3 separate regions of the Homo sapiens genome follow, and all the other regions are linked to region 2. Evidence: chromatin loops called from intact Hi-C (ENCODE). Cell type or tissue: PC-3. All regions are shown on one strand. Region 1 has its middle 67 kb from the start of FAT1. Region 2 overlaps LOC102723906 (a long non-coding RNA gene). Region 3 overlaps FAT1 (FAT atypical cadherin 1).

What was found. A loop is a pair of places that touch in the nucleus more often than their neighbours do. Peaks named below come from ENCODE experiments on the same cell type or tissue, not always from the same donor. Only the 100,000 strongest peaks of a DNase experiment are listed, where the experiment ranks them.
Region 1: a loop joins it to region 2, with 7 times the contacts of the local background. A loop is called at or near these places in 2 of 110 quality-filtered maps.
Region 3: it touches region 2 in a loop (4-fold over the local background); 6 of 110 quality-filtered maps call a loop at or near these places.

The regions. Positions count from the first base shown.
Region 1 is chr4:186,788,567-186,793,566 of GRCh38, forward strand. No RefSeq gene overlaps it. Among named protein-coding and RNA genes, the nearest start is that of FAT1, 67 kb to the left of the region's middle. In PC-3, no CTCF peak of the experiment used is centred here; no DNase peak of the experiment used is centred here.
Region 2 is chr4:186,935,289-186,940,288 of GRCh38, forward strand. All of the region lies in intron 1 of LOC102723906 (a long non-coding RNA gene), which reads left to right. Among named protein-coding and RNA genes, the nearest start is that of FAT1, 210 kb to the left of the region's middle. RefSeq lists an enhancer at 1-682. In PC-3, a CTCF peak has its summit at 2,019; a DNase peak (open chromatin) is centred at 1,913; H3K4me3 peaks cover 1,021 bases; H3K27ac peaks cover 2,412 bases.
Region 3 is chr4:186,666,981-186,671,980 of GRCh38, forward strand. The region is part of intron 2 of FAT1 (FAT atypical cadherin 1); the gene reads right to left. Among named protein-coding and RNA genes, the nearest start is that of FAT1, 54 kb to the right of the region's middle. In PC-3, CTCF peaks have their summits at 2,642 (motif pointing right) and 2,841; no DNase peak of the experiment used is centred here.

The sequences.
Region 1 (5,000 bases), 150 kb before region 2:
CCTTCCCAGCCTCCCCATTTGCCTAAAGAGGTTGTGGTCTGCATGCAGGCCTGAGGGGCTTAATGCCAGGCTCTTGGCACACATGGCCAGCTGTGGCTACATTTTACAGCCATCCCTTTGCTCTATCCCCTCCTTGCTTCCCCACTTTAGCTCTCCTCATCTTTTCCTCCCACAGGCCATCTCTCTGTCCCAAGATTCCCAGATGCACACTTCAGAGAACATTCTCCTGGAGTTTTACTACTCCTTTGAACCCTGGCTGGAACTTCTCACTCTTCCAGGCTAGGAGGCTGGCCTACTGCTCCAAGGATGCCTGGACTGTGAGAGACAGAGGGAGGCACTGGGCAGAAACGTAATGCCCTTTGTAAAGCTGAGGAATCTCAGGTTAAGATCTGGATATGACAGCTGAAAGGGGAGAGAGGGAATTACAGTTAATGAGAATTGCATCAGAAGATTTTACCTGCTTACATATGGGCAATTTGTGTGTAGGTGGGTAGGTGTGACTGGGGAAAACAGGAGATGAGGTAGGGTGGCTGGGATAGTTGGTGCCAGGTTGTCCAAGATGAATTAAAAAAATGCATGCTTTCAGATTTTACATATTAGCCTGGATTTTGGATATTAGAATATAGAAGAAAAGCAAAACTTCGTTGAAAGTAAAATTGTTTTGTCATTAATGTAAAATCTTTTTAACATATATGCAGAATAATTATATAGATTAATATGTTTTCATATCGTACTATATAGACAAAAACACATATATCTAACATTATATGAGTTGCCTCCATGCACATATTACACCTTTGTTCAATTAAGAAATTTCATATTTGCTGGAACTACTACCTCTTTCTCTGCCTTCCATCGGGAGCTTTCTTGAACTGTCATCTTTAAACACCTGATTTTCAAGGCATTGTCTATGGAAGGCACCAAAGCAAAGGTCCGCCTTCTTTTAACAGGTCTCTAAGGTCCACCTTCTGTTAACAGGTCTATGATCAGACAGTCTGGGTTACTAACAGGCTACTCTGACTTTTTTTTGAAGTTGACTTGCTTGAGAAAGTGATGTTAAAGCTAAAATGAATTATTAAACTCTTTTTTTTTGTAATCTTAAACAACCTAAAAGAGAAATAATTCACAATGTAGAAAGAATGCGGAAGAGATTCCTCAGCTCTACAGAATGGTTGCCATGGAGTGGACCATATTTGCCTTTTGAAAGCCAATCTTTCAATTGCATTCATCTCTGACAATAAATGTAAGGCTTACACCAGTGAAGAGAGTGGAGAGAGAAAAATGAAACCCTTTGCCAGAGCTAGGCTGGACAGCTGCTGGATTTTTGTAAGGGATATAAGAGTTTACAAGAAAGTGCCCCTCAAAGAATGAAATGCTTATATGAACATTCTTTGTCGATGAAACTCTTTAAGAAAGACCCACTGCTAGAATCCTGTAAACTCCATGTGCAGAAACAGATGCAGGCGTAAGTGACACTATTTCAAGTCATCTAATAGATCCTTGAAAGCAAGAACAGTGCAATAAAAAATCTATTTCTATTTTCCTTTATAAATAATTCATTTCTATATTTCTCTTTTCAAATAATGCCATGACTGTCCACAGCCTTGAACCTTCCAACCCCCTGAGAAGACCTGGACTGCTCTCCTTGATGGACTGGTGCTCCTCATTTCCCAGGGACTGGAACTGAAACTATAGCCTGGGTGCTTTGAAACAGGACAGATTTCCAAGCCCCTGTCCAGGATTCTGATTTAGCTGGCCTGGGATGAAAACATGGATCTGCATGTTTAACAAACAAACCAGTGGATTTTTAACATGGGGTTTAGGAAATTATACAAAGTATACACTCTCCTAGGGCTAATCTTGTTATTAATTATTGTCAGTTAAAAGCATTTCTTCACTGGAGATGAGGAAAAAACCCAAACTTAAAGCGTCAATAAAACTTTCAAATAGAAGATTATTTTTAAATGTTTTTCTTCTAAATTTCAAGTCTGCTATTCCAGATCATTCTCATAATCAAAATCATGAAGTCATCAAACAAATAAAATCTCATAATCGAAATTTAATGTTCTTCATTCTACTTAGAATCAGAGAAAGGCTGTGAACAGCAGGTAAGACCTAGTCACTACAGTGTCTCATTGTACCTTCTGGCTCCAGCTCCAGGACTGAACACACACAGCCAATGTTCAGAATTATGATTCTGGAATTCCACAATGTTCTGGCAGTTAAATCATTGTGGGTGTCCTTAATTATTTCTTTAGGCTGAATTCCTAAAAGTGGAATTTCTGGGGCAAAAGCTAATGTTTAATTTAAAGGCTTTTGTTTGTATTGGCAAACCAGAATATTTAATCATGATCATAATAAAACCAAACTTAGGAATGCTTACAGTGCACTGAGCTCTGTGTCTCAGTCTTGATGACAGCATTTCAGATTGAGTGTTATCATCATACCCATTTTAAAGATGGTTAGAAAATAAGGCTTCGTTGGGCATGGTGGCTCATGCCTGGAATCCCAGGACTTTTGGAGGCCAAGGCAGGAGGGCTGCTTGAGCCCAGGAGTTTGAGAGTAACCTGGGCAGCGAGACCTGGTCTCTACAAAAATTAATAAATAATCATAATAATAAAGATAAAGGGGCTTAAAGGACTTAAAATATTGACGAAGGTCATATAACCAGTAAGTAAGAAAACCAGAAGTGGGACTCAGGCCTTCCTGATGCCAAACCCTTGTTGCTAATCAGTAGCTGCCTTTTGAAAGGTTGTGCTAATTGGCACACTCACCAGAAGCATATGAGAATTCCTGTTTCCCCACACCTTAACCAACTTCGGATGGTACTTTTCTTTTTTTTTTTTTTCTTTTTTGAGACGGAGTCTCGCTCTGTCCCCCAGGCTGGACTGCAGTGGCGCCATCTCGGCTCGCTGCAAGCTCCGCCTCCCGGGTTCACGCCATTCTCCTGCCTCAGCCTCCCGAGTAGCTGGGACTACAGGCACCCGCCACCACCCCAGGCTAATTTTTTCTTTTTTTCTTTTTTTTTTTTTTTTTTTTTGGTATTTTTAGTAGAGACGGGGTTTCACCACGTTAGCCAGGATGGTCTCGATCTCCTGACCTTGTGATCTGCCTGCCTCGGCCTCCCAAAGTGCTAGAATTACAGGCGTGATTCAATTTCTACATGGTTCAATTTCTTTTTTTCTGACCCATGAATGTGTGGTATTCCACAATCTAAGTTGTCTGTGGTTAAGTAGGACACTGAAAATTTTTTTAATATGGGTCATTCATGCTTTGAAACACATTATTTCTTCTTTTTTTAAATTTTACTTTAGAAGTGCAGAACGTGTAGATTTGTTACATAGGTATACGTGTGCCATGGTGGTTTGCTGCACCTACAACCTGTCATCTAGGTTTTAAGCCCCTCATGCGTTAGCTATTTGTCCTAATGTTCTCTCTCCCCTAGTTCCCCACTCTCCAACTGGCCCCAGTGTGTGTTGTTCCCCTCACTGTGTCCAAGAAACATATTATTTCTTGAAGCTTTTACATATATCTGAATATTGGAAATTCACACAATTTTCTCCAATCACAGTACATCACTTGTACATAAACTCTACCCTCCAGAAAAGATTTTGCTGTGCAAAGCTATTCTTTGAGGACAGTGTAACGAACTATATTAGCTTAGCTTAGGTCTTAGGTATACTTTACCAAAGACTAAATTTATTCTCTACGTGGTCAGAAATTAGAGTGTCAGGAATCATAATTTTATCTAATTTCCAAAATGAACTAACAATATTTTCAGTAAACTTTATTTCACTACATTTTGATATACATTTACATGTTTATATTTTACAGATAGATGCTAACTGAATTATTTTAAAGACCAGGTATATATTCCTTGAAATAATGTCGGAAACTTTTGACCCAATAGTTCAATTTCTGGATGTCCATTCTAAAAAAATTCAAAATCTAGGCAGACATTTTGATTGTTACTAATGCTATTTGTAACAACGGGAAGCTATGAACTCTGAATACCTGATTGTATGGAAGTATTTAACTATGGTACACTGGAGTATTGAGCTATTGATCCACTTAGAGAATATTTAGAATATAAGCTCCCTGAGGAAGATCATCTTGTATAGTTTGTTCTCTCCCATATCTCCAGTGTGCAAAAGTGTTCATCATGTACATGCACTCCACAAGTACTCGTGGAATTGATGCCCCAAAATAGGGGCTTAGCTCAGGAGGGTTCTTGGCTTTGCTCAGGAAAGAATTCAAGGACATGCCAGTAGTGTTAGCAATCTTTTATTGACTGGTACTGCTCCTAGTGGAGCAGGGCTAACTCATAGGCAGTGGGCCCAGAGTCAGCAACATATGGGCTATTGGCAGCTATATTTACACTCACTTTTACACACTTCAATTCTATGCAAACTCAGGGGCAGGTTAATGCAAATTGAGGAGTGGGTTATTTAGGATGTTCCAGGAAAGGGATGGTAACTTCTTGGTGGTGGCCATGGAAGGGATGGTAACTTCTGGTTTGTTGCCATGGCATTTGTAAACTGTGATGGTGCTGGTGGAAGTATCTTATGCAACTAAGCAATGAGGGCAGCCAGGGATCAGCCTCTCTGCCATCTGTTGGTTTCTGCTGATTTCTTCAGTTTCTCCTCTCTGGACCAGATCCTGTTTTGGTCAGCAGGGTTATGACCAGAAAGCAAATCCTGCTGGTCTCTTACCACAGAATGAATGTGTATTTCATTATTAGCTAACTTTTACCGAGCTAAGCTTAAGTAGGTGCCTGGCATTGGTCTAAGTGCTTTAAATGCATTAACCCTTTTCATCCTTACAACACAACCATAAGGTAGCTAAAATTATTAGCTTCACTTTACAAATGAGGACAGTGAGACACCAGAAATTAAAGAATTTGTTCAGGGTTGTACAGCTATAAGAGCTTTCGCTGGTGTTTGAACAGATGCATTTTATTTTAGTGTCCACGTTCTTGACAACTGGCTGGTTTGATAATG
Region 2 (5,000 bases):
CCTGCTGTGAAGAACCGTGGGCTCTGGCTGGTTACAGAGCTGCCGTGTGAACTTCAAACCCATCTGAAGCCATCACAACCTTTATTCTTTTACCCAGAACTGGTGAAACCATTGTAATCTTTATTCTTTTACCTAGCCCTGGAAGGTCTAGAAGTCAGTCACTTGCTGAGAGATGTTGAGATGCTGTTCCTCCATGGATCTTCTGCACCAGAAATACGACTTAAGACCTCTCTGCCACACTCTGCAATCATTCCTCCTTCCTCATGCCTGGCTAAGGTGGTCCTCAGGGGTCATTTTCAAACTGTTGGTCACAACCTCTTCATTGGTCTGAAATTAATCTAGTAGGTTGCAAACAGCACTCAAAAAGGAGATAGACTAGAACAGACCAGTATATTTTACATAGTAAGGCTAAGTGTTATTTCATGAAAGTTTTTTTTTGGTTTTCAAAACACACCTCTCTCTCTGTGGTGTGGTGTGTGTACTGGGTACTGATAGAAAATTTATTTCTTACTCTGGGTTGCAGTAAAAGCAGTTTGAAAGCTCCTACCTTGGAAACTCTGAAGCAGCCTGGGGTTTGGATGTGGATCAGGGAGTCACAACCATGCTGTAAAGCCAAACAGCTAACCTGTGACACTGCTGGGCACAGACTGAGGTATGTCTCGTGGCTGTTACCGATGCCAACTCTCAGGATTCATACAAATGGAAGACAAGAATATCTTAGGTAATCTACAAATCCCCAGGTCTGATTTAACTCACCTTTCTCCCTTACTTTGAGAAACATCTGTTGCATATCTAGCATGCGCCGGGCAGTTCTAGATGCTGGGAAGATAGTGTGAAAGTCAATCCTTGCCCTCCCTCATGGAACAGAAGATGCTTCCTACAAAAAGTCTTACAATTCTGAGTAACTAAGTTAACTGGTTTATTTTATTGCCTCCTTTTCCCCAGCCTGTCAGTCTTTTCTGATAAAAAGGCTAATAAACAGAAACCAGTTAAATAGCAACCAGAGGAAAAGAACAGGAAAAAAAATCGAGTCTGAATAACACATAATTAGCCCCTTGATATTTGAGGCAATAGGGGAAATAATAATGTCATATACATGATTAACTTCTAAAGTTGGCTAAAAAAAATAAAGGAAAAAACAAAAAACCCTCAGTTCTATCTATGAGCCCAGCATGTCCAGAGTATTGTCGGAGTGGCTGTTGTCTTTGGGTATCCTGAATTTTCTTCCTAGAAAGGAAGAAGAAGGCCCCCATTTAGTTTTGTTGCAGGTTTCAAATTCTTCTCTGGGAGAAAAGCTAATGCAGCAAGTTATTTTTTCCCTGGCTATTTATTTTTCCATTTCCAGTCGCTCTATGCTAGATTGTAACATTCAGGGATTGGGGAGTACAATCGCTTCAGAATAATCAGTCATAAACATTCCAGGTTTAGTTAACTATTAAGGAAAGCAGCGTCTTTACTTTTTAAAGAGGAAAAAGAAAGAACGTATGCCACGGCCTGTAAAAGACTTTCCCATGTTTTGTTTACATTGGAATTTCAAAAGCTGACAATATCTTTCCTTCCTTCCTGCTCCTTGATGTAGTGAAAGGTCTTCCCTGTAAGTCTGATCATTTTAGTTGAAAGTGTTTAGACTATCTCGTGTACTCAAGTACTCATCACGATAGAATTCCACCGTGTAAGGGCTTGGTGGCTTCTAAGCTCATATTTTCTTTCTTTCTTTTCTCTCAACAAACTCAACTATCATTGTCATTTAACTTTAGGCTCCATCCCACATTCCTGCAGGAAATCTTCTTTTAAACAGAATTATATACTGCAGGAATGGAGCTGCTCAATTTTCACTGGGTTGCATTTTTTATGGTTGTTCCTTTACTTCCTGGTAGCATATTTCTGATGACACATCCGTAGCAACAGTAGTTTTATTTATAAGCAAAGGGAAGAAGAAACATGGACTTTGGCTAACCTGGGTGTACAAAGAACACCCAGAATGTAATTGTAATTATGTCCACTTGTGGTGATATGGTCCAAGGTTTATCAGGATTTCCAAAGGAATCTGTGGGAGGAAATCTACCAGTGATCACAGCCATAATGAAACAAACTGATGTGGAAATTTCTATTCTTTAAAACCTATTTTAAATTTAGTGTTTACAAATAGGTATAAGTTAGCAAGAGTGCTGAACTCAGGGGACGATCTAAATCCACTCAATAATTAGTTCAACAAACTTAGGCTAGGCACAGTGGCTCACGCCTGTAGTCCCAGCACTTTGGGAGGCCGAGGAGGGTGGATCACCTGAGGTCAGGAGCTCGAGACCAGCCTGACCAACATGGAGAAACCCTGTCTCTACTAAAAATATAAAATTATCCGGGCATGGTGGTGCACACCTGTAGTCCAAGCTACTCAGGAGGCTGAGGCAGGAAAATCACTTGAACTCAGGAGGTGGAGGTTGGGGTGAGCCGAGATCATGCCATTGCACTCCAGCCTGGGCAACAAGAGTGAAACTCCATCTCAGAATAATAATAAAAAATAAATAAATAAATGAATAAATAAATACAGTCATGGGACCCAACATTACAGACTTTAGTCATTGACGTTACAGAATTGAGCCACTCATAGACAGGGACATCACAGAGTTTAGAAGAAACAGAGAAGTGGGAGGGGACAGAGTCAGCAGATGTGCCTCAAGCAGAGGGTTCGGGGGAGTGTCGGATGAGAAAGAAGAGCTGGAAAAAAATGTTAAGAAGGAGTAGCTGGAGATGTTACAAGAAAATAAGGGGTGCTTATCATCATAGAAGCCAATAAGATAATTTGAAAAATATAGCGGTTACAAGAGTCAAATGCTAAACGGTTCCGAATGCGTGAGGGTTGGGATCAGGACTGGCGATTAGCAAGTTTTATGTGGCTTTTAAGCCATTACTTTCTGTAGAAAGAGAAGAGCACAGCCAGAGGATAGAATTGAATGGGAAGTAAAGATGAAGTAAAATGAGCGTAGAGTGTATTTTTTCTCGACAATTATTGGTGTATGGAAGCATGTAGATAAATAGTTCCCTGAAAATATCGTTTACAGGGGTGCTTTTATTTCTTTGGATGAGGAAACTACAGTACATTATAGGACAAGTGAAAGGAGCAAGTAGAGAAACAGGGTAATGATGACTTTAGGGAAAGATAAAGAGGGGTCTCAACAGTTCAGAAGGAGCAAGTCTCGGAAAAGAAGAGGGACAGTTGTGTCTGTTTCACTTATGCATTGTCATATGACAAATATCCTCAGAAACTTGGAGGCATGGCCGGACGCTGTGGTTCATAGTTTATAGGTGCACAGTGACTATAATCCCAGCACTTTGGGAGGCCAAGGCAGGGGGATTGCTTGAGCCCACGAGTTTGAGACCAGTGTGGGTAACATGGCGAAACACTGTCTCTACAAAAAAAAAAAAATTAGTTGGATATGGGAGCACATGCCTGTAGTCCCAGCTGCTTGAGGGGCTGAGGCAGGAGGATTGTTTGAGCCTGGGAGCTCTAGGCTGCAGTGAGCTGTGTTCACGCCAGTGCACTCTAGCCTGGGTGACAAAGTGAGACCTGTCTCAAAACAAAACAGAAGCCCCACAAAACTTAGAGGCTTAAACAACACCATTTTATTATTTTTCACAGTTCTGTGTGTTGGCTGCGCTCCCCTGAGATGTCTTCTCTCTGCTCTACTCGTCTCAGCTGAGCACATCTCGAGTGGCACAGTTTGGAGCAGAGGATCTAAGGTGGTTGGTCTGACTCCTTGACTGTGTTAGCTTGGGTGGCTGAAACGCCGTGGATGCTCTTTCATCCCGTAGTGTGTCTCTTCCCGTGTGGCCTTTCCAGCAGCATGGCCCAGACCTCTCACATGGTGGTTCAAGTGAGAGAAGGCTGCAGAGTCTCTTAAGGCCTAGGCACTGAGACTCACGCATCATTTCTGCCATATTCCAAGATCAAGTGAAGGTACTCTGCAGGTCACAGGGCAGGGCAGATTCAATAAGAAAGAGAACTAGGAAAAGCACAAAGATGTGGCCGCATAACACATTGGGGCCAGTTTGCAAGGATTTGCCACAATGCTTCTAGAACAAAAGAGAAGGAGAAAGGATTAGTGTAGATTTAGAACACTTCTGAATTAAGAGGAAGCAATTGGAGAAAGTTCAGGCTGAAAACCTTCAATTAGCATAGACTGAAAAAAGCTCATCTCTTAAAGGAGAAGTCATAAAAGAGTTTATATGAATCAGAGTGTGATTCCTTTTTTTCTTATACAATATGAAATAAAACCACTCTGTAACTCTTGAATAAATCTGCTGTTAGGGAATGCAGCATGCTATGAGCCTGATTTTAAAAGAAATTTTAATTTTTTTGAATAAAATATTTTAAAAATGCATATGTCACTTGCCTCTTCATATTTAATGCACTTTTAGCAAAACTCATGTTATGAACTGAGAAGGGTCTGATGTTTTACTCAAATTGCAAGCTAACAAATTAGTTTGCTATGATTGCTGGAAGAAGACATGAGACTTCTGTATCAAAGACAAAGGATTTTATTATTCATAGCAATAGTAGTATTCAGAATATAAGCACTCTTGGGCCAGTTCCCCAGCCCTAATCCACCAAGGCAATGAGAAGGTGACCAAGTGACATCTGAACATACAGTGGGTTGTGTTAGAAAAGAGGAAGTTGACCTTGGGAAACCTGAATCTTTTGTAATTGGCACTTGGCATGCTTGCTATTTGCTAGGAAGGAAATGTCATTTTTATTATACTGTACAGCATGCATGTATATGTCTCTTGTTGTGGAGGGAGATACTATCTTTGTCTTTCAAGGCTGTAAGCAATTTTATCCATTGGTCCAGAAGGAGATCCTATCACTGTCTTCCCATGCTATACAAGGCCTCCTTGAAAAGACAGCTGAGAGCAAAGATAGCTAGTGCTTCTGTTTGTAAGACATGCAGAAATGTGAGAGACCCACGAATTGTCTCCCCAAAACTAATTTTAAAATATGACTT
Region 3 (5,000 bases), 270 kb before region 2:
GGTAATTTGGGAAAGATGAGTCAAACTTCCTATTTCATCCACCTGTTCTACATGTCAGTATTCAGCAGGAATGTATTAAATGTTCACTCATACACAATAGCTTTCTCTAATCTCAAGGGAAAAAAGAATTATGAAATGGAAGTATATCACCCTCACATCTGAGGTTTGCAATTACAGATAGAAACAGCTATGATTTTTCCGTCGTGCCTTATTTCTAGTTCGGGCCGTAAGCGTCCAGACTGCAGTGTGCAATTCTGAGATGGCATCTGCTGGTCCCCACCGACCCATCAGCTGTACAACCAGGGGGTGGGGGACAGTCATGTCCATCAGGAGGGGATTGTCGGCCTCCCCGGTAATCTACGGATATTACTAAAGGTTAAGACTGAGGCAACAAAGCGACTCTATTCAAATATCGGAGATTGTGTAATTCGCAATTAAAATAGTAAGTATGAATGAGTGAGATGCTGGATGTTCCTATTTCATGAATTCATGACTGTGTACTTTTATAATGCCTATCGTGATTGCTGAGATAAGCTTCTGCTTCGATGCATTTTAATTATTACCTCTTTGTAAGATAAAAAATCACTGAATACAACTTACGGAGAACTATAAAGTAAATTTCAACTGCCAAAGGGAGAGGAGGGCACACCGAAGAATCTTATCTTCTAACCAAAATCCTCAGATCCCTCATGTCCACCAATCACGTCACTAGATGCTTTATGTGCATTAAATCATTGAAAGAACATGGAAGTTGCATGATTTTCATCCCAGCTTTACACATGAGGAAAGAGAAGCTTAGATCCATTAAGAAACTTGCTTAAGCCCTGGAGTGATGAGGAAACAAGGCCAGGGTCAACAGCTAACTGGTGGGATCCGGAGCTGAGCCGGACAGTCTGACTCCAGGCCTCAGGGTCTTCTCCACTGAGCGGTGGGCTGTTGCCACTATCAATCAACAGCAACACTGTCGGACACCAAAGGTGCTGGGGACCTGGTGGGGCTATAACCATGAGGAAAGGCCACAAGGAGTTTCCCAGTGTGGAAGGAAGGGTCTTCCTCATGCATGCAGGACAACAGACGGGAGACGATCTGAGGATTCCGCTCAGAGTTTTGGGGTTCAGTACCTAGGCGCTATTATAGGCACTGCACAAAGTGGGTGGAAGGAAGCCTTAAGCGTGCCAAGTTATTTTGTTTTCCGCTTTTTAATCTGTCAGCCCAGTTGCATGATACACTCCTCAAGAACCCTGGGCAGAAACTTCCAAAGTGGACCTATGGCACTAGCCCGAGATCTCTAGGTCAAAACCCCGAAGCTTCCCATCTTGAATCAGAGGCAAGACGAAGGTCCAGGATGGCTGAGTGAGAGTCTAGATAATGTGCAAAGAAAGACCAGGGGTAGAGCTAGCCTTCGCCATCTCAAAATCAAGCATTAGACTGGGAACGCCTTCAAAACCCTCCAGTGCAACTCCCTTGTTCTTAAAGAACGTTGAAATGATTTGTCCAACTCCAAGAAGCTAAACAGGTGTAGTTCAGAATCCAGAGTGAAGGACTTCCTTAATCAGGGGTTCATCACGATCCAAACCATTCTTTAAGGGAGTCCTGGTTTCTGCAGGGAGTGACACACCAGCTGTCTCCAAGTATGACCGAAGCTGCCTTTACTCATTAAGTCATTAGCAGTTCTTGTTCCTACACTTCATCATGCTTTCACCAGTCCTTCCTAAAGCCACGACTGGCATTTACAGATTACAGATTGATTTCTTCTGTAACTTTAGCAGTTACCTCAATTCCATAGAGAGAAACAAATTTTCACATTTCCATTGGGAAGACTTCTAATTAGTGCCTTTAACACAGAGAAAAACAAAAATAAAACTAAAGACATCCAGTCATCACTGGATGTGAATCAAACTGTGGTCACTCTCAAACCTCTATCCCTGTCTATTTCTCTTTATCCATGAATGTCTACCTATCAACTTTCAATAAGTACTTTTTTATATAGTGGGTTATAAACTCACCCTGGAGACAAAAGGAACCAACAAAAACTATAGTTTTTACAGGTATCTTTCTATTTACACATATTCACGACCTCACCTTTTTGGGCACCTATGTATATCCACCCCCAAACTCTTCTCTGCGGTCTCCCTCCTGTCTTCGGCATCTCCTCCCCTCTGCGCTCCCCTCCTTCTACCTTTCTGAAAGCAAACACAGCATGCGGCCAGAAGGTGCCTGCGCCCAGGCTGTGAGGAGGGAGGGCTGCAGCCCAGGCCTTCCGCAGGATTCCCTCCAGCCAGATGCCGGGAGCAACAGAGCCGTGAGAGGGGTGACAGGGAAACTCTGTCGCCACTCCCGTCAGGAGGTTGCCGTGCACACGCAGTGAGAGCGGTCGTGATGCTGCTGCGTGATGCTATGACGCAGATTTGGAGCACAGGAGACAGGTTGAGACACGCTTGTTACGTGTGCCACTCAGCAGTGCCATCAGAAATCACGGCTTTACCTGAATGAAGCATTACGGAAGGAATGAAAGCCTAGCTTTCCAACCTCGAGAATACAGTGAAGTTGTTAATAACCTGAAAAATCCGAAAGAAGCCGGAAATTTGGAGTTATTAAGTAAGAATATTTATCATTCCAAACATACTCTCCAGGATTTCAAAACCACCACCAGATGTCACTATGGAAACTCACTTTAAATATGCATCCAGTGGAGAACGAGACTGAAGGGGGAAAAATGTAATTTCTAAAAGAGCTTAACCAAGATAGTTGAAAATAGAGCTCACAGCAAAATTTCTGTATGGAAGGATTCATTAATGTCCACTTACTTAACTAAACGGATACTGACGTTGTCTTTCCACAGCCTGATTATTCAAAGGTTATAGGGTTGCTCCAATAAACGGTTCAAAAGTAAATCACAGTTTCCAATAATAACTCCTACTCCCCGCCACTGCTGGCCCCTGCTGCTGTTAAGGAATAGTCCTTGATCAGGAAAGGCCAGCATTCCCTCCCGCTGACACAGGTGGAACAGGACTCTTGCAACACAGTAATCTTTAAGGCAAAAATAAAGTTATAGCTATGATGTTTGCCAAAAATAATTTAACTGATTCAAATTCCCATGGCCACAGAACACCTTTCCTCCTAGAATTTTCCTATTTTAACAGGTCTTGGCCCCCAATCAAGCCTTAATGCCAAGGCTTTCAACAAAGCCTCGTTACTTCTGACTCTCAGAAATACCTATCATCAGCAACAACCCAGCAACACAAATTTGCAAACGCTACCCTCCTTTCTGATATGTCACATACTTAATGTTTTAAACTTTTCATACAACTGCTTAAGGCAGCAATTGTATTAAAAGCTGCTTTGTTCAATCACAAGAAAAACTTAAATGTGAGATATAATTTTAACGATATTTTCCCTACAGGCAACAACAGACAGAAACTCTTTTCTCCAATTCAATACCCTCAGCGTAAACAGGGTAACTCTTTTGAAAATAAGCATTTTCCCAAATATGAAAACAATACTCACGGAAAAAGAAGAGACATACCATCAACACACTAGAGAGCCAATATCTCTGTTGCTGCAATTAATCTATAAACGGTTATTCAATTTTTCCTGCTAATTATGCAAAGACTAAACATCTCAGAATTGTCATATTAAATGTTAATCACTAAAAACATCAATTCTTCCTTAAAATTAAATTTTAAAAGTAGATTGTAAGCTTCCTATTAGAATGCAAACTTTTTAAGGACAAAGAATTGTTACGTGTTTGGTTCAAGGCCGGGTCAATAGTGAGTGCTTATAAAAAATGATATCCATTACAGACAAGCAAAGGAGGAGAAACAGTCGCAGGCAAGAGGAGACCAGAGAGACGTAACTAAATGTCATGTGGGAGCTTGGACCACAGAAGGCACCTTAGGTAAGAACTCAGAAAATCTGCATCTATTATGGACTTCAGTTAGTAACAATGTACCAATACTGATTCTTTAATTGTAACATCTTACATACTCATGTAAGATGTCAACAACGTGAGAAGCTGGGGCAGGGAGCAGGGAGTTATGTGAGCATTCTACTTTCTGCTCCATTTTTCTGCAAATGTTTTATTTTTTTAAAAAGTTGTCTATGAGAGCTCATAATATGTAGATTGTTTCCTTCCTTCAATTAAAAACTTTTTTGAACTTACCTGTTTTTAATCTCGTTTTCATTAAATACTAGATTTAGACTGATGTTAATATTTCCACATCTTGATGATACCTTGAGAGCCTAATGTGTGTATAAGAAACTTTACATGTTAAAGGCTAAAGATTTAAATAACAATCTAATTCAAAATATAATTTACTGTAAAATAATAAAAAAATATTACTTGTTTTGCCTATTATATACAAAGAAAAGCTGTAAAACGAGTTTAATATAAAAAGCAAAATTTCTGCAATTTAGCCTTTCTTTAAAATAACTGGGCCGGGCATGGTGGCTCATGCCTGTAATCCCAGCACTTTGGGAGGCCGAGGCTGGCAGATCACCTGAGGTCAGGAGTTAAAGACCAGCCTGCCCAACATGTTGAAACCCCGTCTCTACTAAAAATACAAAAAATGAGCTGGGCGTGGTGGCAGGCGCCTGTAATCCCAGCTACTTGGGAGGCTGAGGTAGGAGAATCACTTGAACCCAGGAGGTGGAGGTTGCGGTGAGCCAAGACGTGTCATTGCACTGCAGCCTGGGCAACAAGAGCGAAACTCCGTCTCAAAAAAAAATAAAAATAAAAATAAAAATAACGATACTAGTTTGACATGCAGTATTATCTCATAAATCGAAACCTTTGAATTCTTTTAGAAACAATACAGTAGATCGTGTGTGTGTGTGGTGTGTGTGTGTGTAAATATACATTTAATGTTCTTGCTTCTGCCATCAGTTGGCAAATTTATGTTATTTACTACTGTGGACTAAAATAGAACAAGAAATGAAAAAGGAGGAGTCTATTGGGCTGAAGGCATTTAAGATTCTAAAATGGCTATTCAGTCTACTTT